3 separate regions of the Mus musculus genome follow, and regions 2 and 3 are each linked to region 1. Evidence: chromatin loops called from intact Hi-C (ENCODE). Cell type or tissue: heart. All regions are shown on one strand. Region 1 holds the start of 2010204K13Rik (RIKEN cDNA 2010204K13 gene). Region 2 overlaps Tfe3 (transcription factor E3). Region 3 overlaps Dgkk (diacylglycerol kinase kappa).

Region 1 (8,000 bases):
AACGTGTCTTCATAGGGCACACAGCTAATAAAACGCACATCATGATTCCCTCCTGCTAAAACCCTTTATGTATCAGAACGGTCTGATAATCATATCATACGCCACCTCCTCTCCCTTAAAAACGGTACCCACAAACACCATTTAGTACAGTCCCAGGGGCTTGTCATTCAGAGAGACACTTTTTGCCCTGGTGTGCACCTATGCAGCTCAGGTGGGCTTTTAACCATGTTAGACAGCACTCCTAGGTCATTTTTATTTTATTTTTTCTCTAGTGTGCATGGGTAACGTCCCCGAAATACAGAGTGCTGTTACATTAGGAGTCGCAAAGTATTACTGGTGCTAGAAGAGACTACATGTCACTGAGTTAGTTGTTTTAACCTGTCCTGATTCTCATGCCTCACTTTTTAGTCTTAACCAGGCTCTCTTCCACCAAAAAAATTGGAAGAACCTGACATCTCTCGTGGAGGACAGCTGACCCTAGAACACATTGTTCTGATTGTAGGTGTGTTGAAACATTCTGCTGATTTGTGATCTAGATATTGTGCCTTTCTTACAGGAGAACTCGTGACTATTCTAGCAGTGGGAAAAGGGGAATCTTCATTTGCAAGCCACCATCAAGGCAGTGGAGTGTGGATTCAAGTCGATTTTGCTGAGGACTCTTAGACAAATTGTTGCTCCTTACAAACATGGTGTGTGCCTCTGGTTTCCAATGGTTTCCACTCCATCACATCCATGTTGGCCTTTCATGAGCACCACAGATTACCTTTACTTTCTCAATCTCTATGTTCAGATGAAAAGATAACTGAGTGGAAATCGGAGACCCCCCCACCCAGGATACACTATTATGGTATTTGGAGATGAAAAGGAACCCAAATCCATTATGGAGAAAGAAAAGAAAAGGAGGGAGAGAGGGAGGCAGGGAGGCAGGGAGACAGGGAGGCAGGGAGGCAGGGAGACAGGGAGGCAGGGAGGCAGGGAGGCAGGGAGGCAGGGAGGCAGGGAGGCAGGGATGGAGGAGTGGAGGGAAGGAGGGAAGAGATTCCCTTTAATGTTTCAATGTAGTCTGAAATGCTGATTGAATCCCTTAGCCTTGAATGCTGTCATCAGTATCCCGGCTCCCGATAAGCTCTCTCTTCTGTGTAGGATGTTCATCTTGTCTGGGATGGCTCCAAACCCTTTGCAGGCCACATATATCTCTATGCCTCTCTATAGGTCCTTATTTCTTTGAATTCAAAAGGCCTAAATTCTTATAACTTTTTTTTAATGCAGTTCTATTTTACAAATGTCCTTTTGGAACTTAAAACTTGGGATCTCTGATTCTATTAGAGCATCTGCTAAAATATCTCTATTCTGAGTCAGGAACCTTAGGCCTGTTGTGACTGTAGCAGGCCTGGGGTAGAAGGACAAGCTGGAGGCAGAGGTGACACCCAAAGGTTAAGAATTCACAATAGCATACCTTCATAAGATGAAAGAGAAGTAAGTTTTTTTTTTCATAAGGTGATAAGCATTCACGAAATGCCAAAGCAACCAGGGTCAGTGGCACCACCAAGAATCTGAGTAAGACCCTGTCTCAAGCAGAAAGGGCCTTCTGATTCTTCTCTGGAAGGGAGTTTCATGTAGAAATAGAGAAGTCTAGATCTCCATGTAGGAATAGGGAACTCTACTCTTGGATTTACAGATGCTGCAGCACCTAGCACACCAGCCATTCTGATCCGAAAGCGATTATCTTACACGTGCCTTATATGCATTCTCTCATTTAAATCTATGAAACAGTAAGATCACGCTTGGAAATATCAGAGAAGATCAAACTTACAAAAACAAGTTGCTCATGGCACATAGCTAAGAATTTTTAGTAGACTATTTATCTTCTACCAGTCCCTATGCTAATAATAACCATCATCATGTAACCATTTCCTCAACCTTCCCTCCTAACTGGATTTTGAAGGGAGAATAAACAGCATTGCCCAGTCTCAAAGTGAGAATGTGTATGTCATACTGGAATCTGGGAATAAGGTGTTTTTGTGGGCTGAGCCCTGGGTCCAAGTTTCTATTAAGTCAATACATAGCACCCATCTTTCTTTCCATACATATGGATATGCAGAAGACTTGCCACAACAGCCTCAAAACCATTACCTTTTGAAATGTGCCCTTTCTTGGGTCCCCACTCAAAGCTGTTTGCAACTCAATCCCCAGATCCTGTTGCTCCCAATGGCAGAAGAGATTTTGAAGATGTAATTAAAGTTATGGGATTTCAGATGGAAGAATTATCGGGCTCATCTGAGTGGGCCCAGTCTACTCACATAAATTCATGAAGGTGGGAGACCCTTTCCCAGGGGAGACTAGAGAGATGAGATCTGAGAAACACTCAATATTCTGGTTTTGAATTTGAAGATGAAGCTGCAAGTTAAGGAGTGTGGTGGCCTCTAGAAGCTGAGATTAGAGTGGCTGGTGTGCCAAGCACTGCAGCCTCTGTAAAACCAAGACTAGAATTCCCTATTCCTACATAGAAATCTAGGCTTCTCTATTCCTACATAGAGATCTAGAGGTCTCTATTGCTGCAGGGAGCTTCCTTTCAGAGGAGAAATAAGAGAAGAATCAGAAGGCCATTTTTAGGGCCTCCCTTGCTTATTGATAAGGAAATAGACTTTTGGCCTATAATCCCAAAAGAGTTGAATTCTGACAAACAACCTAAGCAAACAGGAACTGGAGGCCTAGCCCATCAGACAGGACCTTGGCCCTATCAACACCTGCATTCTAACCCAAGGTTACCTTCCTGACCTGCTGGACTCTAAGATGATAACACTGTATACCTTAAGCCTCTGGGTTTGAGGTAATTGAAAATAGTTTGGTTAACATAGATTTTGTTTGTGGTTTTTAAAGACAGGGTATCATAGCTCAGGCAGGCCTTAGATTCATAGTCCACCTGACCCAGCTGCCCAGATTCTGGGGTTAGAAGCACATGCTTGGGATAATTTATTAAAGCAGAAATTCAAAAGGAATATGGCACCCGACATGTTATTTGTACAAACCATGTAGCCTACAATGCTTGCTTTCTTCTGAGAGCCTGAAATTTGGTGCGTGATAGGCAGTGGTTGTTCAGTAAGCAGTCTCCAGGAACAACCGTGTGCTCTAAGCTTTCTTGGATAAAATATACCACCTATGTAGTGTGCATTTTATTCTTAAGAAAGGGTATATTAGTATGTCCCCTCAACAGAGGAAAAGTCCATGAGGAAGCCTGTGCATAGATCTCTCCAGGCCCGAAGTAGTTGCCCCCATTGGCCTTATTGGACATCCTTTTGCTATAATAAAACCTGAGTCATGAATGCAAAGATACACTGAGTCCTATGAGTCTGTCTAGCAAATACACTGAATATGTGGGCTGTCTTGAGTCCCCTATTTCAGTGCCCTCTGCTAGGAATCTAAGCTAAGGTATACTCCCCATAGACTCCCTGTATCCTCTCCCATCCCAGGCCTCTAGCTAGTCACCAGAGATGCACCCCCCTCAGGCTTCCATTCTTACTCCCAGGCCTTTCTCACCCCCCTTCTCCCCACATCTGATCGTCATCCCTGTTCCCCTCCTCGCCTCCTCTCCTACCCAGTTCCCTCTCTCCATCCACCTATTTAGTTTCCCCTTCTGAGTAAGACTCGCACATCCTCCCTCAGGACCTCCTTATTACCCAGTTTCTTTGGGCCTGTAGATTGTAGCATGGTTATCCTGCATTTAATGTCCACTTATAAGTGAGTACATACCATGCGTGTCCTTCTGGCTCTGGGTTATCTCACTCAGGATGAGATTCTCAAGTTCCATCCATTTAAAATAATGAGATCACAGGCCACATTTCAAGTGACCAGTAAGTTCCAAACCGTTACAGTATATAATATCTGAAGGAGACTTTATGTTCTATGTCTCACTTGGGGTTAGTGACAGAGGCATGAGACGCAAGCATGATTGGCTTTCTTGTTGCTAAGCAACAGTGATTTTTTTTCTTCCCCCCCAGAACAGGAACCGAGTGCAAACAGGAAGTGCCATGTTCCACCAAAGCTCCACTGGCTCCCTCTAGTGGCCATTTAGCAGTCACAGACAAAGCTAGAGATAAGGTACTTGCTCAAATGCCAAGGCTGCAGGCAAGCTCAACCATCCCCCCTGGATATTAAGTTCAATGCCAACAGGATTTCAGATGCAGCAATACCAAAGCTAGAATGATTCATCTCTTCCTCCTGAAAACATGTCCTGAGAGCAGAACTGGCCCTAGAAAACATCTGGCTGCATAGAAGTATCAGAATGGAGACACTGACTGTGGAAGAGAGAAAGACCTCTCTCTGGAAAGGGAGGGAGTCAGAAGCCCTATGGGAAACTGTAGATTATAAGACTGGGGCTGCCTCTAGATTTCCCTTAGTTAACAAGACACCAAAACAACACTCCTTAGGCTTCTCTTGAGATTAGGGGCCTGAAATGTCAATAAAAATATACACGTTCAAGGCAATGACCAACTTAGTTTGTTCATGAGGCACTGAGCTACGTAATACAATGGTAAATTAGACAGCATGATCCATACTCCAGTGGAGACCCTAGTCCAAAAACAACCCTCCCATTTGTTAACACATTACCTACCCAGAAAATAGCTTAAATGTAACCTAACCAAAAATTAGGCAGCTCTAGATTCCCAGGTGTGCCTGGGCCATACATCTCTCAAGCCTACTGTTGTTGGGAGAGCTGGATCTGGGAAAGGAAGACAAGATCTGAAGTACTCATGGTTCCCTGCCTTACCCAAGCATTTCTCAACAGTCCTTGTAATTTTTTCAGAAATCCTTCCATTCAGAGTCCTGCCTCCCTCGGATGGAAACCCAAGCTTAGCCTAGGGGAAGGACTATGCCCTAGTAGGTTCTACTGATTGGATGCTCTTCCATACAACTTTGGCTCATGAGGAAAACAAGAACTGCCTGGCAGAAGCCATGCCCCATGGATGTGATAGACCATGACCAAGGGACAGTAAGGATTAGAATCAACTAAGATTTATTTATCTTATGTGTTTGAGTGTTTAGCTCACATACATTTCTGCGCAGGGACACTGGTTTTCCTTCCTTAGGTAACAAGGTAGACGACAGATGATATAGATGATAGATGGCATGGGTATGTGTGTGTGCACGCCCCTCCCCCTCGACCTATTAGGGAGCTCAAAGAAACTTGTAGCTGGCTAGAAATCTGATTTAGAGACTAAGTAGTAGAAACATGTATGTTCCCTCTTCTTGTCCGCATGGACACTGCTGTGGTTGAGTTCCGAACTATGTCTCTAGAACATCCACAACATCTACTTGTGGAAACTAACACTTGGAGGTGGGAAGATGCATAAATAGTTGAGAGCACTTAATTCTCACAGAGGGTCTGGGTTCAATTCCTAAGACCCACGTGGTGGTCCATAACTCACGTTCGGGGGGGGGGGATCGATCCAATGCCCCTCTTGTAACCTCTGTAGTCACCAGCACGAACACCTTACACGCGCGCGCGCGCACGCACACACACACGCGCGCACACACGCACACACACGCACATTTTACCTTCTTTAAGTACCGGGGGCAGGGGGGAGGGGGGAGTTTCCCCGTGTGCTCGTGCACGCGCGCACGCACGCACGCGTAGGGAATGTAAGTAAAGCGTCTAGACAATAAGGACCTAAAATGAAAGAGCCATAAGCTACCTACTTACGTTTTTATTTCTCAGTTCTCCAAGTTCCAAATCATCCGGCCCACTAAGGTCCAAACTTGGAGGAAGCTCGAGTCTCTGCTTATTAACACGTGTCGCGGCACGGCTGACTTGTGCGTCACCAACCACAAGGTGGCGAAAGAGATTATCACATCAAACCAGCCTGCCTTCTGCCTCTTCTATACCATTATTTTGCTAAGCAGAAGCATTTCCTGAGCGTGAGTCATTCAATGAGCACAGTGGTCCTATGGATTGTGGCCCTATGGATTAGCTATGATTTCACAGATGAGCAAACCAAGAGCTGCAGATACCTGTGGAGTTTGGCTGTTACCTATTTTTAGTACTGCATCTGCATTTACACCAGCGTCACCACACACATATGAGTACTGTAGTGTTACTTATTTGGCAATTGCTCTGCCATCTTTTGGCAATAAGAATTTATTTCATCCTCATCACAGTCTTACAGGATCACCATCATATATGTGGTCTGTTGATCAAACATCATCATACAACACATGACTATATGTTTCTATATGTTATCTATGTTTTTACTTAAAGGTTTTTTATTATGAAAGAAACTGTATTCCTGGTAACAACTTTCAAATTATAATAATGAGTAAAAAGTCTCCTTTCTTCCCATTAGAACTAGTCAAAAGCGTAACTCCTCACATATTCCTTCATAATTTGTTTACAAATACATAAGCATACTTCATATGTTTATCTTACAATGCACACAAATATATTGTACACACTGTTCTACAGCTTGCTTTTTCTAATTAGGACAGTATCTTGATAGCAGATGTGAGCTGAGGCCACACTGGCCTGTGGACCTCATTTACAGATCTGGAGTAGGACGTGACTGTCCTCACCTGAGAACAGCAAGTGTGTCACCTGATATATTGCAGCCTGAGGTGACAATGAAATGTGGAAGAAGAGAGCGGACTCTCTGCAGCAGCAAGAAAGCGTGGTGAGGTGTAAGGCAAGCCTGTTAATGGGCAGCAAGTGGGACTGGTCCCCATCTCTGGTATATTCAGGTCCTTAAGCTATAGTTTTGAGAAAGTTCAGATTTGGATACAGGCAATGTTCACAGTGCCTTTGGGGACAGGGCACCTCTTTACACCACCGCACAGTGCCAACGTGTGGAAACCCTGTGGGGTAGTAATTGGTAGCATTTTAAAGGTGACAAAATTGAGACTCAAAGAGGACAAGGCTCCCAAGGCTACCCTACTTGAAGCAGCACCTCCCCTTACCTACCTTGTCAGTACTTACAGGACCCTGGGGAACTATTGGCTATTGGTAGACTCTGGAAGACCGGATATCATTATCTTCAGATATGTACCCACTAGGGAAGCCAGCCAGGTCCAGTGCATAACTCCACAGTTACAGTCACATAAGCAACCCTTTTTAAACTGAGTATGTCACAAAACAAGAAGCCATGAGTGTAGGAAAGGGAGGACAGGGGTGAGAGAGAGACAAGAAAGTAAGGATTAGAGCAGTCAGAATCCATATATATAAACATATATGACATTATTACAGAACAAACTTAATTTATAAAAAACATTAAAAACACCCACATAAAATTAACCTAAGAAAATCAAAGATACAGATTTTACTTCTTGGTGCCTAAATATCAAGTAATTTTTTAAAAACCAATCCTAGAAAACTGTTTTTTGTTTGTTTGTTTGTTTGTTTGTTTGTTTTAATTAGCAACAAATGGTTAGCAGTGAATGTAATTGTCTGACTCTATGATTACTACTCAGAAAAGTTAAATAACTCATGTACTTTAAAAAAGAAATTGAAAGGGAAAAGGATGGACCTGGACATTGTTTTGTTAAGTGAGGTGATCCAGATTCAGAAAGGAAGAGGCAGGCGGATTTCTGAGTTCAAAGCCAGCTTGGTCTACAGAGCAAGTTCCAGGAAGTCAGCCAAGCAGAGAAACCCTGTCTCGGGGAGAAAAAAGAAGAGAAAGAAAAGAAGACAGGCAGGCAGGCAGGCGGGCAGTGAAATACTGGATGTTCTCTCTCATGTACAGATGTGTGTGTGTGTGTGTGTGTGTGTGTGTGTGTGTGTGTGTGTGTGTTGTGTGATATGAAACTAGAAAGGAGACAAAAGGGGAGAAAGAAGGTGTTGATGGAGGTGTTGATGAGGGGAGAGAACAAAAATAGAAGACATGACATGGCATGGAAGCAGGAAGGAGGCTGAGAGGGTAGGAGAGGCAAGGGGACGGGGAGGAGAGAAGGAAGACCAGCATAAACAAATTATGCTCAAAAATACCATAGCAAACCAAATACTTTGAATAATA
Region 2 (8,000 bases), 350 kb after region 1:
AGAGCTGAAAAAAACGGAGCTCTGTATGTAGCTAAGCATAGTGCTTGCCTACCACGTGCAAGGCCCTCCGTTCATTCCCAGCCCAGAACAGGAATGGGCAAGATTGAGGAGGCCATGTGGTGGAGGGAAAGCACTCTAGGTGCAGGGTTGTATCCGAGTACAGGGCTTGAGATGAAAATAGTTTCCTATGTTAACACTTGAGAGGCCAGCCTTGGCTGTCATGGAGGAAACGAGCCAAAAAGGGTCAGGAGGGCTTCTAGGTTTGGGGCTATAATGGCCGCCACTGGATGATTGCAAGCATAGGGTTTATCGAAAGCACTCTAACCCTTTGATTTACCTCGGATTCTGCCATGTGGTCAGGTATTCGCTCTGCGTGGTACAATCCCCCCTGCGAGTCACGTGTGCAGTATTCGATCTCTCCCTCTTCTCGGGCCCCACAGGGAGATGCGCTGGAACAAGGGCACCATCCTGAAGGCATCTGTGGATTACATCCGCAAATTACAGAAGGAACAGCAACGCTCCAAAGACCTGGAGAGCCGGCAGCGGTCCCTGGAACAAGCCAACCGAAGCCTGCAGCTCCGGATTCAGGTTTGAGGAGAGAAAATTGGGAGGGTGACTGACACTTCTGCAGGTAGAGGCAGGCAAAGCACTGACCGGCTTTCCCTTTAGACAACCCAATTCAAATGATGATGACATAAATACACAGCACAGCATTACCAAGAATAGTTAGGATACCTGGCATGGTGCTTCTCTGCTATGCCTTTCATCCTACCATTCAGGAGCCAGACAGACGCTGGGGGATCTGTGGGTTCAAGGGCCAAGGCCAGACTCTGCCTGTAAAAATTAGAAGTAAGAAACAGATGGTTTCATGGCTCACTGGGTGCTCTTCCAGAGCACTTTAAAAAACAAAAACAAAAACAAAAACCAACTGTCTGTAACTCCAGTTCCAGGGGATCTGACGCCCTCTTCTGGCCTCCACAGGCATTGTACCCATGATGCATGTATGTGCAGGCAAAACACCAATATACAACAAAAATAAATATTAAAAAAATAAAAGAGTCTCATCTGGGCATGGTAGCACATGCCTTTAATTCCAGGGTAGCAGGGGAAGGCAGATCTCTTGAGTTCAAGGCCAGACAGGGATACACAGAGAAACCCTGTCTGGGGGGGGGGGGTAGCAAAGAGATTCTCCAAATAGTAGTCTAATGTATGTCGCATATATGTTGACTTGTGCTGTAATAAGAGCTGTATGCCCCTTAACTCATTTAATTTCCAGAAACAGCCATATGAGAGAACCTTCCATTATTGTACCATTTTACAGAGGAGGACTCTGGGGCTCAGAGACTAAGCATAAAATTTGGCAAGTAGTGAGGGCCAGAGGATGCATTGGAACCTAGTAGCCTGGCCTTTCAATGAAGACACTCTTCTACCTGTGACGGGCTTTGCACCCCATCTTACTTTGTACCCACCCCTTCGTTTTTACAGGAGCTAGAACTGCAGGCCCAGATCCATGGTCTGCCAGTCCCTCCCAACCCAGGACTGCTCTCCCTAACCACGAGTTCGGTCTCTGACAGCCTCAAGCCAGAACAGCTGGACATTGAGGAGGAGGGCAGGCCTAGCACAACGTTCCATGTATCGGGAGGACCTGCCCAGAACGCTCCTCCACAACAGCCTCCAGCACCACCTTCGGATGCCCTTCTGGACCTACACTTTCCCAGCGACCACTTGGGAGACCTGGGGGACCCCTTCCACCTAGGGCTAGAGGACATTCTGATGGAGGAGGAGGGGATGGTGGGAGGACTGTCAGGGGGTGCCCTGTCCCCACTGCGGGCTGCTTCTGACCCCCTGCTTTCTTCAGTATCCCCGGCTGTTTCCAAGGCCAGCAGCCGCCGTAGCAGCTTCAGCATGGAAGAGGAGTCCTGATCAGGCCTCACTCCTCCCCCTGGATGAGACCCTGCCTTTTTTCCCTACCCTCCTGTGAGACTGTCCTGTCCAGGAAATCTGGGGGAAGAGGAGTTGCAATCAGGCCCCAACCCTGTAATAGGCAAGGAGGAGGAATCAGGTGAGGCCCTGCCCCCTTTCCATTCGTGGGGAAGAAGGCAGGAGAGAGCTGGGAAATCACAGTTCATCACTTGAGCATCATAGCCTTACCCCTCGCCCCTGGTCCTACTCCTGCCTCGGTGATAGAAGGAGGCAGGGTAAGGGTATGCCCCTGGCCACTAGAGATCCTTAGAAACAGGTCTCTGAAGGAAAGGAGATGCCAGGATGCTACTCCATTCCTTCTCTGGGAATTGCCAGTCCAACTTTTCCTGGCACTGGAAGAAAAAAAATAAGTGTCCCACCCCTGGAGGGTTAATCCCTATCTCTTCCTTTTGACCCCTGACTTGTTCTGGCAAGGAACAGAAGTAAGGGTGTGATCCAGCCCGTCCCCCTGGGACCCATCCCTTCTCTATAGGAAAAGCTCAGCGCAGGTATTACAGGTATGGAGGAATTACTAGGCTCTGATCTCCCATGTAGAGGCCCCAGTCCTAACCCTGACCCTTAGCAGGACACCGTGCAAGCATTCCATTCGGCAGGGAGGATCAGTTCCTTAGCTCCCTGCCTTAACCTAGGACCAACCTGGGACCTGACCTGTGAGGACTCTGTGCTGACCTTATTCTTGGGGAAGGGAACAGATTTTGACCTAGATCAAGTGTAACTTAGGTCCTCACCCTTGGGACGACCTTGCCTTTTCTGCCTTGAGGGGCAGTTTTGGGAGATGAAAGGGATTAGTGTGGACCCAGTCTAGGCACCCCAGTACTTCCCTTCACCTTGTAGAAAATGGTAATGAAAGGGCATGCCCAGGCTCTTTAGCAGCCCAGGGAAACAGAGAAGTCTCCCTTAAAGGCAGGGCCTGGGAGGAATGGTGGCAAAGGTATAATGTATCCGTGTTTTGTTTGTGAATTTTTTATTGAACCCACCCACTCAGATGCTAAGTCAACCCTGACCTCTGCCCCATCCACACCATTCTCCATTCGAGAGACTACCCCTGTTTCAGAGCCAGTCCCCACCTAGTCCCGTCCCTGCCACCTACACCCAAGGTCTTCAGCTTTAAGTTGCTGGGGCCAGGCCCCGAGGAGGGTTTACTGAGGGGTCTGTAGGTTTGACTAAAATAATAAATGCTAGGCGTGTTTGATGCGCTTTTAACTTTGGCATTGAGTCTCCCGTTCTTGTTTTTAATGGTGCAATGATCATGGCCCCCTGTGGGTCAGGAGAAATCACAATTCTAGAAAAAAGTAGAACAGATTTCAGAGGACCAAATAGAGAATTTTTAGATAGAAGGAGAGCCCAGAGGGAAACTACCTGTAAGCAAAAGCAAAGAGCCTGCCATGGATCAGCTGAACTGCTGTGCTTTCGCCTCGTTGATTTCCCTGGGGGTATTGCTCTGTATGCCCGTTTCCTTGCCATTCGCTGGTGGGAGAGGCAGTACCTTCTGCAGACAGGCAGCCTGTAAGTGCGCTACGCTGGAATGCCATGTGCAGAGAGAGATACTTACTCTTCCTTACAGGGCTGTAGTTGGAGACCCAGCTAGCCCTCCAACACTCTGCCATGTCCCCAGCCTTGCAGGCTCGCTGATAAAGTATGTGAGGTATTCAACAAAAGGTATTCAAGCTCCCACAGACACAACAAAGACAAAAACAAAACCAGTGCAGGTGGGAGCAAGCATTGCCACCATGTCTGGAACACCACAGGGGGCAGGCAGGACAGTTTGCAAGTTAAGGGCAGCTTTCGTTATACAGACCCATCTCAACAAAAGAATAGGGAAAGCCGGGCATGGTGGTGCACGCCTTTAATCCCAGCACTCGGGAGGCAGAGGCAGGTGGATTTCTGAGTTTGAGCCCAGCCTGGTCTACAAAGTGAGTTCCAGGACAGCCAGGGCTATACAGAGAAACCCTGTCTCGAAAAAACAAACAAAAAAAAAAAATAGGGAAGCACATGAATTTGGTATTGTGGGGCATGTAAATGTAGATAAGCACACATATGTAGCCTCTTTATTAATTTTTTTTAAGACAAAGTCTCAAATAGTACAAGCTGCATCCTCTGCCTCTTGAGGTCTGGAATGACACATCTGTCTCATCACTTGAAAGCCGGGAGGAATCTTTTTCTGATGATTCTTCAGCATACTTACTGATCAACAGGACAAGCATCAGACTTGGTCCTTAACATCACCACCAGGCTGGTCCCTGTGAGTGCACAGTCCCGGTTACAGCATCTTCTCTTCATGAGAAGAAACCCAGTGCTTAGGAGGCTGCAGCAGGAATAGTAAGGGACGTTCTGCCAAGCAATCCCAAGGTTGAAGCAGGAGGAAGTTCTAGGTTAGGCTATGCTATAGTGTGAGTTGAGATTTTGTCTCAGAACCACAGTGGGTGGGTGATAATGGCTCAGTACAATGGTAAAAAGCACTTGGTACAAACCTGACCACTTGGAGTTCAATTCTTTGAATTCACTTAAAAGAGGAAGTAGAGAACCAATTCCACGGTGTTGTCTTCTGACAGCCATGGTGTACATGTGGGTCATGACACGTGTTCTCACATAACCTACACACAATACCAACAAAAAGTAGCCAGCTGGGTAAACGAAATCACCTGTAAACTCCGCACTTGGAAGGCAAAGGAAAGAGGGGTCAGGAGCTGCAGACCAGCCTGTACTACATCGTAAACTTGAGGCCAGCCTGATCTATGTGAGACCTTGTCTCACAAACAAGGATGCTGTAAAATAAGAAGGATGTTGGAGACGTGGTGTGGCAGTAAAGGGCGCTGGCTACCCTTCCCAAGAACCCAGGTTTCCATTCCCAGGCCCTGCACAGTGTGGCTCTGGAACCCCAGTCCCAGGAGGATCTGATGCCCTCTTCTGGTTATCTTAGGCACTGCATGTGCACGGTGCACTAACACAAACCATCCATGCACTTCAGAAATAAAGGAAAGAGAAAGAATTATTAAAATAGAGAACAAGGACATGCTGCTATCCTTTTTCACTCCACTTCCTGGGAAGCAGAGACAAGTGAATCTCTTGAGTTTGAGGCCAGCATGTTGGTCACAGGCAGTTTCAGGCCCCACTCCTGGATTACATAGCAAGACCTTGTCTCAAAAACCCTAAAACAGGGCTGGTGAGATGGCTCAGCGGGTAAGAGCACTGTCTGCTCTCCCAAAAGTCCTGAGTTCATATCACAGCAACCACATGGTGGCTCACAACCACCCATGATGAGATCTTACAGCCTCTTCTGGTGTGTCTAAAGACAGCTAAGGTGTATTTATTTATAATAATAAATAAATCTTTTTTAAAAAAAAACCTAAAACAACCAATCAATAAACACATAGAAGAATACATTTCAAGATATAAGGCCTCAGGTTCGAGGGATAACTTGGCCATTAAAGGTTAGAGCTCACAACCAAAACAGACAACAGTTATGCTAAGTGATATGACCCAGACACAGGACATATAACTCATATGTGGTATAACTCATGTGGTAGCTAGACTATGCAATTTACAGAGAAAGTACAACAGATGTTACCAGAGGCTGGGAAGTTCAGAATAATAGATAGTTTATTTTATGTGCATTGGTGTTTTGCCTACATGTATGACTGAAGGCATCAGATCTTGGAGTTACAGGCAGTTGTAAGCTGCCATGTTGATGCTGAGACTTGAACCCAGGTCCTTTGGAAGAGCAGTCATTACTCATAACCATTGAGCCATTCTACCCCCGGGATAATAAAGGATAATAGATGTTATTTTAAGGGTACAGTTTCTGTTTGGGACAATAAAAGAAAGTTCAGAAAATACATAGTATCAGTGGCTAAGCATTGCAAGTGTAATTAATGCTCCCGAATATCACATTCAAAAATAATTTAAAACACGCCAATTTTTGTTAGACATACACAATAATTTTTTGAGACAGCATCTCACTATGTAGCCTTGGCTGTCCTGGAATTCACTATGTAGATCAAGCTGGCCTCAAACTCACAGATCTGCCTGCCTCTGCCTCCAGAATGCTGGATTAAAGACATATGCTGCCACAGCCAGCTATATTTTATTTTATGTGTAGGAGAGGTTTGCCTGCATGTATGTATATGCATGCCTGGTGCTCTCTGAGGTCAGAGGATCAGACATCAGAGCCCCTGGGACTGGAGTTATAGACAGGTGTGAGCTGCCATGTGGGTGCTGGGAATAAAACCTGGGTCCTGTGTAAAAGCAACAACTGTTCTTAATAGCTGAGTACACTCCTTAATAGCTGAGTCCAGCTCCTGTACACACAGGGTTGCTTTTGTTGTTGTTGTTTGTTTGTTTGTTTTTTTCGAGACAGTGTTTCTCTGTATAGCCCTGGCTGTCCTGGAACTCATTTTGTAGACCATGATGGCCTCGAACTCAGAAATCCGCCTGCCTCTGCCTCTCGAGTGCTGGGATTAAAGGCATGCACCACCACACCCGGCTGACAGGGTTGCTTTTTTGCTTTTTTTTTTTTGTTTGTTTGTTATTTTTTGTTGTTGATTTGGTTTGGTTTTTCTGAGACAGGGTTTCTCTGTGTAGCCTGGCTGTCCTGGAACTCTTTCTGTAGATCAGGCTGGTATCAAACTCAGAGATCTGCCTGCCTCTGCCTCTGCCTCCTGAGTGCTGAGATGAAAGGCACATGCCATCACCTCCCATCTCTCTCCCTGTCTCTCCCTGTCTCTTCCTGTCTCTCTCTCTGTGTCTCTGTCTCTGTCTCTGTCTCTCTCTGTCTCTCTGTCTCTCTCTCTCTCTCTCTCTCACACACACACACACACACACACACACACACACACACACACACGTGCGCGCGGTTTTAAAATAATAAAAGAAGCTAGGTTTGGTGGGTCGCATTTGTAGACAGTCAGGAAGCCAGATTAAAAGATCTCTGGAAGCTTGAGATCAGCCAGGGCTTCAGAGTAAAACCATGGCTCACAACTTCCCCCAAACCTGAAGGATTTAGAGGCAGTTAACTGTAGCCAGTGAGGCGCTTTTGGCAGTTAATGATTGCTGGGAGGAGAAAAGGACATTTTCTTCAGTGGTGGCCACTGATAAGGGCCTCCTGCTTCTGTAAATAACTCCTCCCCCATGCTAAGTCACTGGGTCTCACACACACACACACACACACAAAATTACTTGAAATGAAAAAAGGACTACTTGAGAAGGAGTGTGGAAGGAGGAGGGGGACAGGAGAGGATCTGGAGGTGAATATGATGAAAATATAGACATGTATGCAAATGTCTTAATGAAGCCCATTATTATGTATAATTAATATATGCTAGCTGATAAAAGGGAGGACAACGGTTTTGAATAGCTTTGTGCCAAAAGTTTTTTTTTCACCTCCTCCTACTCACCCACTCCTGCCTCACCACTCTAGCATCCCCTTAAGTTGGGGCATTGAGCCTCCACAGAACTAAGGGCCTCCCCTCCCATTGATGTCAGATAAGGCCATTCTCTGCTACTTATGCAGATGGAGCTGTAGGTTCCTCCTTGGATGGTGGTTTAGTCCCTGGGAGCTCTGGGTGGTCCCGTTGTTAGCTGATACTGTTGTTCTTCCTGTGGGGTTGCAATCCCTTCAGCTCCTTCAGTCCTTCCCCGGGCTCAGTCCAATGGTTAGCTGTGAGTATCTGCATCTGTATTGCTGTATATCTGATGCTGGCAAAGCCTCTCAGGAGACAGCCATACGAGGTTCCTGTCAGCAAGCACTTCTTGGCATCAGCAATAGTGCCAGGGTTTGGTGCCTGCAGATGGGATGGATCCCTAGGTAGGGCTGTCTCTGGATGGGCCTTTCCTTCAGTCTCTGTTTCATTTTTTGTCCCTATCTTTCCTTTGGACATGAACATTTCTGAGCTAAAGGTTTTGAGATGGGTGGGTGGCCCCATCCCTTAACTGGGGGCTGTGCCTATCTACTAGAGGTGGTCTCTACAGATTGTATCTCCCCATTGTTGGGTATTTCAGCTAAAGTTATCACCATTGGG
Region 3 (8,000 bases), 500 kb before region 1:
GCTGGATCCTCCAGTAGTACTATGTCCAATTTTCTGAGGAACCACCAGACTGATTTCCAGAGTGGTTGTACAAGCTTGCAATCCCACCAGCAATGGAGGAGTGTTCCTCTTTCTCCACATCCTCGTCAGCATCTGCTGTCACATGAATTTTTGATCCTAGCCATTCTGACTGGAGTGAGGTGGAATCTCAGGGTTGTTTTGATTTGCATTTCCCTGATAACTAAGGATGTTGAACTTTTTTTAGGTGCTTCTCTGGCATTCGGTATTCCTCAGGTGAGAATTCTTTGTTCAGCTCTGTGCCCCATTTTTTAATGGGGTTATTTGGTTTTCTGGAGTCCATCTTCTTGAGATCTTTATATATATTGGATATTAGTCCCCTATCTGATTTAGGATTGGTAATGATCCTTTCCCAATCTGTTGGTGGTCTTTTTGTCTTATTGACGGTGTCTTTTGCCTTACAGAAGCTTTGCAACTTTATGAGGTCCCATTTATCGATTCTCGATCTTACAGCACAAGCCATTGATGTTCTATTCAGGAATTTTTCCCCTGTGCCCATATCTTCAAGGCTTTTCCCCACTTTCTCCTCTATAAGTTTCAGTGTCTCTGGTTTTATGTAGAGTTCCTTGATCCACTTAGATTAGACCTTAATACAAGGAGATAGGAATGGACTAATTCACATTCTTCTACATGAAAACTGCCAGTTGTGCCAGCACCATTTGTTGAAAATGCTATCTTTTTTCCACTGGATGGTTTTAGCTCCCTTGTCAAAACTCAAGTGACCATAGGTGTGTGCGTTCATTTCTGGGTCTTCAATTCCATTGGTCTACCTGTCTGTCGCTATACCAGTACCATGCAGCTTTTATCACAATTGCTCTGTAGTACAGCTTTAGGTCAGATATGGTGATTCCAACAGAGGTTCTTTTATCATTGAGAAGAGTTTTTGCTATCCTATGTTTTTTGTTATTCCAGATGAATTTGAAAATTTCCCTTTCTAACTCAGTGAAGAATTGAGTTTGGAATTTTGATGCAGATTGTGTTGAATCTGTAGATTGCTTTCGGCAAGATAGCCATTTTTACAATGTTGATCCTGCCAATCCATGAGCATGGGAGATCTCTCCATCTTCTGAGATCTTCTTTAATTTCTTTCTTCAGAGACTTGAAGTTCTTATCATACAGATCTTTTACTTCCTTAGTTAGAGTCACACCAAGGTATTTTATATTATTTGTGACTATTGTGAAAGGTGTTGTTTCCCTAATTTCTTTCTCAGCCTGTTTGTCCTTTGTGTAGAGAAAGGCCACTGATTTGTTTGAGTTAATTTTTTTTTATCCAGCTACTGCACTGAAGCTGTTTATCAGGTTTAGGAGTTCTCTAGTGGAATTTTTAGGGTTACTTATATATACTATCATATCATCTGCAAATAGTGATATTTTAACTTCTTCCTTTTCAATTTGTATCCCTTTGACCTCCTTTTGTTGTCGAAATGCTCTGGCTAGGACTTCAAGTACTATATTGAATAGGTAGGGAGAAAGGGATCTTTTGGCATTTTGCATTTTCTTTTTTTTATTTTTTAAATATTTTTTATTACGTATTTTCCTCAATTACATTTCCAATGCTATCCCAAAAGTCCCCCATACCCCCCCACTTCCCTACCCACCCACTCCCCCTTTTTGGCCCTGGTGTTCCCCTGTACTGGGGCATATACACTTTGCGTGTCCAATGGGCCTCTCTTTGCAGTGATGGCCGACTAGGCCATCTTTTGATACATATGCAGCTAGAGTCAAGAGCTCCTGGGTACTGGTTAGTTCATAATGTTGTTGTACCTATAGGGTTGCAGATCCCTTTAGCTTCTTGGATACTTTCTCTAGCTCCTCCATTGGGGGCCCTGTGATCCATCCAATAGCTGACTGTGAGCATCCACTTATGTGTTTGCTAGGCCCTGGCATAGTCTCACAAGAGACAGCTATATCTGGGTCCTTTCAACAAACGCTTGCTAGTGTATGCCATGGTGTCATCGTTTGGAGGCTAATTATGGGATGGATCCCTGGATATGGCAGTCTCTAGATGGTCCATCCCATTTTGCATTTTCTTTGATTGTTGTGTCCATACTCTCTATGGAATCTTCTGCACCTGAGATTCTCTCTTCCATCTCTTGTATTCTGTTGCTGATGCTCATATCTATGGTTCCTGATTTCTTTCCTAGGGTTTCTGCCTCCAGAGTTGTCTCCCTTTGGGTTTTCTTAATTGTTTCTACTTCCATTTTTAGATCCTGGATGTTTTTGTTCAATTCCATCACCTGTTTGATATTGTTTTCCTGTAACTCTCTAAGGGATTTTTGTGTTTCCTCTTTAAAGGCTTCTAGCTGTTTACCTGTGTTTTCCTTTATTTCCCTCTTAAAGTCCTCCATCATCATCATGAGAAGTGACTTTAGATCCATGTCTTGCTTTTCTGATGTGATGGTGCATCCAGGACTTGTTAAAGTGGGAGAGTTTGGTTCTGATGATGCCAAGTGACCTTGGTTTCTGTTGCTTCTGTTCTTATGCTTGCTTTCTGTCATCTGATTATCTCAAGTGCTTGCTGCCCTCAATATATCTGATTAGAGCCTGTCCTTCCTATAATCCCAGTTGATTCAGGACTCCTCAGAGTTCAGCTTTCTCTGTGATCCTTTGATTGTGGGCTCCTGTGAACTTGAGATTCTGGGTGTATCAGAGTTCTTGGCAGTCAAGTTCCTCTGAGACCCTGAAATACTGATGTGACCAAGCTCCTTTTATCCTGGGATCCTGTTGTCAAAGATCCTGGGCGTGTTACAGTGTCTGGAAATGGTGTCTCCTTTGAGGAGCATGGAGCTGTCTGGTCACTGATCCTAAGATCGCGTGGAGAGTCCTCTGGGGACTGTGGAGATGTCCACTGATTCGGCACCCAAGGTGACCCGGTGCTGGTGCCAACCGGAAGGGACTTGTGACCCTGGTCAGGCCAGCTTTTCTGCTTCCCTAATGCTGTCTCAGGTCCCACCCTATTGGATTGGAACTGATGTTGTGTTCCACTCACCAATGATCCTAAAATCCCGTGGAGAGTCCTCTAGGGACCATGGGGGTATCCACCGACTCCGTGCCCTAGGTGACCGGGTGCTGGTGCTGACCAGAAGGGACTTGTCGCAAATATTTTCTTAGGTGTCAAGTGGCCCCTATAAAAAGGTCATTCAAACCCCAAAGGGGTCACCACCCACAGGTTGAGAGCTGCTGCTCCATTCTGTCTTCATTGCCTAATAGTCTATCTTCCATATGATTCATCCTATTGGGACGCTTTTCACCGACATTTTTATTTGATCTAGTATGTTTTTCATTTCCATCATTATTATGGTTTGAGGTTTTTAGGTATGTCTATTTCTTTATTAAATTCTATTTTCAGATCCTGAACTGACTTCCTTGTTTCATCCAGCTGTCTCTTTGTGTTATCTTTGAAACGACTGGAGTCCTCTCTGAGATATTATTACATATGTATAATTATTGCTTTGCATTCTGAAACTTGGATTTTGTCTAATCAATTTTGCTTGGGGGTCATTAGTATGGGCTTGGTAATTTCTGGAGGAGATAGGGTTTTCACGTTACATGGGGTTTTGCAGTGGGATCAGCTTTGGGGGATTAAGATGCATTGTTTTTACTCTTTTTCTTCTGGTCGCCTCTCTTCTTTCAGTGAGTATGTTTGCAATGCTCAGGAGAGACTGGGTTGCAGCGGGTGGGGTAATGTTTTCATCTGTTAGACTAGTGTTCCGGGTAGCAGGCTCTGTCTCCAGTCTGAGGACTGACTACTGTCTGAAGCACCAGTCACTATTCCATAGTTCAAGCACTCTGATAAAATACTAGAAAGTGAGTATGAAAAAGACACTTAAAAAGTACTGACTACTTTAGGGAATAAAGGACCCCCAATGCTGCTGTGTATGCTCATATATTAGTATGAGAAGAATGGAAAAGAAGAGAGGAGGTGAACAATCCCATTGAGTCTAGTGATGAGTGTTCTGTTCTTATGTTGGAAGTAGGGATGGGAATAATCGAGGCAAAGGAGACATGGAGTTAATATATGGGAGTTTTGACTAGTGGTAGATTAAAAAGTAGAGGTAAAGATATGTATCCCAATTTCATAAATAAGGTCAGCCTTTGGGCTTTAGGAGACGTAGTACTAAGGAATGCATATGGAGAAAGAGGAAGGAAGAAACAAATGAAAGCAAAAGAGGGAGTAAAACAGCAAAAGGTGTGAACAGCAGGGGACACTGTTGGCCTGCATTTATAATGCCCTACTGTGCATCATACATAAGAAATAGCTATAGAGGAAGTCGATGAAGTGGGATATACGAAAACAAGATCGCTGTCCTGAATGTCGTTTGGGCTTTTTTTTCCTCTTTGTTAGAGCCACTGGTTTTTCTCTCCTGTCCTGGTTGTGGCCCTGGTCACACTTGGTGTTGATTTTTACCAGCTCCTACCAGTGGGCTCTTGGGTTGTCTTATATATAGTTTTTTTTGACTCTGTTCTGTGGGCTGTGGGTAGCTAAGGCAAACTGCATCTAGCCCCACTTGCTGCGTTCACACAAAGACAGAAGCCGTTGCTGGCTCTGTGGTAGCCAAAGCACTGTTTAGAGGTGTGCCTAGCTCCCATGGCTTCACCTCTTCCCACTGACTTACTTACTGGTCATAGCCTTGGCAGCAGTCACTGGAAAACCCTTCTATGAAATTCCTACCAACACTTTTATGGATATCCTGGTGGGATTCTTTGAGCCTATTTTAAATGAAGTAAAATGGCCATGTGGTGCTGGTGCCTGCATTGGTTGCGATCACAGCAGCAAGTTCAAGCCACTAATAGAGATATTCCACGGGTTTGATGGTACGTGAGGTTTATTGGGGTATTGATCACATAGACTCTAGGACTGGAGAAGAAGCAGATTGGATGTTAATGTACTTAGGTCCCTTTCAATTACTTAACTGTAATAAGCAATTCATGCTGCAGTGTGGCTTCTAGTCCTGTTCATTGGCTTTTTCATTTCCAGCAGGATTTCAGTTTAACTTTCTTCAGTAATTTTATGTTTTTATTGAATTCTCTTTTCATAATGTGTATTGACTTCTTTATCTCTTTTGTTCTCTTAGAGACTAGTCTTGTCTTCTTTGAGTTGTTTGGACATGCTTATAATCATTCTTTCTAATCCTTTCTCTGAAATTCTCCCCCATCCTTTTCATTAGGTTTCATTATTATGGGATCAGTAATTTTTTGTGGATATAAGTTTTCTTGGATTAGCATGCCAATTTTGTTTGTTTCCTTCCTGGGACTTGCACATATGAAATTATAATGTCTAGTGAGTGGAAATGGGAGTGGTGGCTAATATTCTGGAGACTGCTTACATTTCAGGTCCAGCTAGGGTATCCACAGCTCTTGTATGGGCGGGTTCTCTGTGGACTCCTTACCTCTGGGCATAAGGGTGGCAAAAGTCAGAGTCCTAGGTCCCATCAGCCCTGGAATATTAGGGGACTAGTGGAAGTTTGAGCCAAGTATCCAGGGACTGATGCCTTACCTGTGTGCTGTCTTATAACTCAAGCAACACACCCCCCTCCTAAACATTTGGCTCTTTCATTTTCTCTTGCACTCTTAGGAACAAAGGCTCTTAGCCCATCCACTACACTCTCATCTGAGAAGCACTAATCACATACACAAAAGACATTCCCTTGTGTCATTGCATTTATACTTTATCAGCTAGCCCTTGAACTAGCACCGACTGACCCATGGTGAAAATGTAAGCCAAACAAAGTCTCTTTTTCTGGTCATATATAACAGTTACTAAGAAATGCTAGGAAACCTATCTCAGGTACATCCCTTGGGAAGTGGGGTGAAACTGGACCTAAGTGGGAAAGGAGCATGCTTCCTCATATGTACAGGGAAAAATAAAACACAGAAAGACGGATGGTAAGAGGGAAAGTGGACAGAGAAGGCAGGGTATGTTGTAAAAAGGAGACAGAAGGGGGAGGAAGATCTATAACAACTCTAGGTCTCACAGGCTCTTAACACATATGCTATCTACCTCATCTTTCCAGATTCCTGTGCTCAGCAGTGGAAGATTTTGTGGAAGATATTGTAAAGGCCTGGCACCAAATAAAACAGAACAGCACAGCAGTGGAGTCTGTGATTTTGAAAGTAAGTGTCCTTTCTTACTATCTCATCCCTTTGTGAGCCGGCACTCACTTTTTCAATACAAGAGTGTGCCTCTTACTGGGGAATCATCAAGTAGTGGCAAAGTTAAGTGGGTGCTGAATCTTCTTAATGAGGAAGGCCCAACTTCAGAACTTCATCTTGGCCAAATGAACACTGGTGCTTTGATGTAAATCCATATCCATCTCCATGCACCTAGTTATATATCAAGAATCTGCCCACAAATAGACAGTAGTGTACATTAAGGATCAGTGAATGGAGTTATGCACCAAAGCATGCATAAAGATATATGCATATACATTTGCAAAAGATGGAGATATTAGTACAATGGTGCTGCAAACATATTTATACAATAGAAATATGCCAGGTTGCAGGAGGTAGGGCATGGCTCAACAGTTAAAGGGCTTCCTATATAAATGTGAAGACTGAAATTTGGAACCCCAGAAGCCCACATAACTTCTGGGTGAGCACTGTCAATTCCACTCTGGAAAGTGGAGGCAGGGGACCCTAAGAACAGTGTGGCTAGAGGCTATTCATGTCAGGGGACTGGGGGTTTGATTCAGAGACCTGGCTCTGAATAGGGTCAAGGAGTGATTGAGGCTAATTCTGACATTGACCTCTGGTCTCCCCCAACACACACACACATGTGCACCCACATATGAGTAAAACATGAACAGGCATACCACATATACATTAAAAATGAGAAATAAGCTGGGCAGTGGTATTGCACGCCTTTAATCCCAGCACTTGGGAGGCAGAGGCAGGTGGATTTCTGAGTTCGAGGCCAGCCTGGTCTACAGAGTGAGTTCCAGGACAGCCAGGGCTACACAGAGAAACTCTGTCTTGAAAAACCAAGGCAGGGGGAGAAATAAACAGACCCAATAACAATAAAAATTACATGGCACACACTTTGTGTCAGAGTGTCTTCTAAGTGCTCTTAATGTATCAATTTATATAATTCTTACAGCTGACCTCAGATGTAGAGGAATAAAGAGCTTAAGAAAGTTGTCTCACACCACAAACTATTAAGTCAGAGTTCTCAACCTATGGGTCATGATCTCTTTGGGAAGGGGTTGAGTGACCCTTTCACAGTGGTGGCATATCAAATATCCTGTATATTAACCTATCTACATTAAGATTCATAACAGTAGCAAAATTACAGTTGTGAATTAGCAACAAAAATATTTTTATGCTTGAGGGTCACCACAACATGAGGAACTATATATATTAAAGGACTGCAGCATTTGGTAGGTTGAAACCTACTACTCTAAGTAAAGTTTAAATAATGTTGTGGCAGATGCGCATCCTTGAAATACATATGTTTGAAGACAGACACCAACACTATCCAAAGGCACACCAGCATCCATAGAAGCATGCTTATGAAAATACTAACAGGAAAATGTTTCCATTTCTCCCTTCTATCTGTGATCCATACAAATTCAAGGGCCATTCATCTTGACATGAGAAAAACCGTTAGCATGCATAGATACCTGCAGCTGCTCAGAAACAAATCCCCTGCTACCCTATGGGTGTCAGCATCGCCTGTCCTTCATCACTTCACATATGGACTTCTTTGCAGTGTTACCTTTCAGTCTCCCCCATACCATCCCTACTGCTCCTTCTGTCTTTCCTAACAATACTCCCATTTCCTTCTTCCCGCTATAGAGCGACTTAATGTATGATAAACTCAGTGTCCTTATTGATCTCCTGGCTGAGGATGCAGTAGCTGCCTCCGCTGAGAGGACAGCCACAGCATATGGAAGCAGAAGCCAAGCAGATGGAAAACCCTTCGTGCCTCAACTAGACCACATAGC

The links. Peaks named below come from ENCODE experiments on the same cell type or tissue, not always from the same donor. Only the 100,000 strongest peaks of a DNase experiment are listed, where the experiment ranks them.
Region 2: it touches region 1 in a loop (2.3-fold over the local background); 6 of 42 quality-filtered maps call a loop at or near these places.
Region 3: a loop joins it to region 1, with 5 times the contacts of the local background. A loop is called at or near these places in 7 of 42 quality-filtered maps.

What each region holds. Positions count from the first base shown.
Region 1 is chrX:7,417,178-7,425,177 of GRCm38, forward strand. It overlaps 2010204K13Rik (RIKEN cDNA 2010204K13 gene), which reads right to left and starts at 5,811. Exons shown (of 2, transcript NR_027924.1): 1 at 5,702-5,811. In heart, CTCF peaks have their summits at 4,063 (motif pointing left) and 5,829 (motif pointing right); DNase peaks (open chromatin) are centred at 4,024 and 5,814; H3K4me3 peaks cover 818 bases; H3K27ac peaks cover 652 bases.
Region 2 is chrX:7,772,009-7,780,008 of GRCm38, forward strand. Tfe3 (transcription factor E3) reads left to right here. Exons shown (of 10, transcript NM_172472.3): 9 at 441-588; 10 at 1,486-3,194. The coding sequence ends at 1,923. It overlaps Gm39487 (a long non-coding RNA gene), which reads right to left. Exons shown (of 3, transcript XR_003953042.1): 2 at 338-834. Among named protein-coding and RNA genes, the nearest start is that of Tfe3, 13 kb to the left of the region's middle. In heart, CTCF peaks have their summits at 982 (motif pointing left) and 4,903 (motif pointing left); no DNase peak of the experiment used is centred here.
Region 3 is chrX:6,918,093-6,926,092 of GRCm38, forward strand. Dgkk (diacylglycerol kinase kappa) reads left to right here. Exons shown (of 28, transcript NM_177914.3): 14 at 6,072-6,171; 15 at 7,852-8,000. Among named protein-coding and RNA genes, the nearest start is that of Ccnb3, 120 kb to the right of the region's middle. In heart, a CTCF peak has its summit at 4,246 (motif pointing right); no DNase peak of the experiment used is centred here.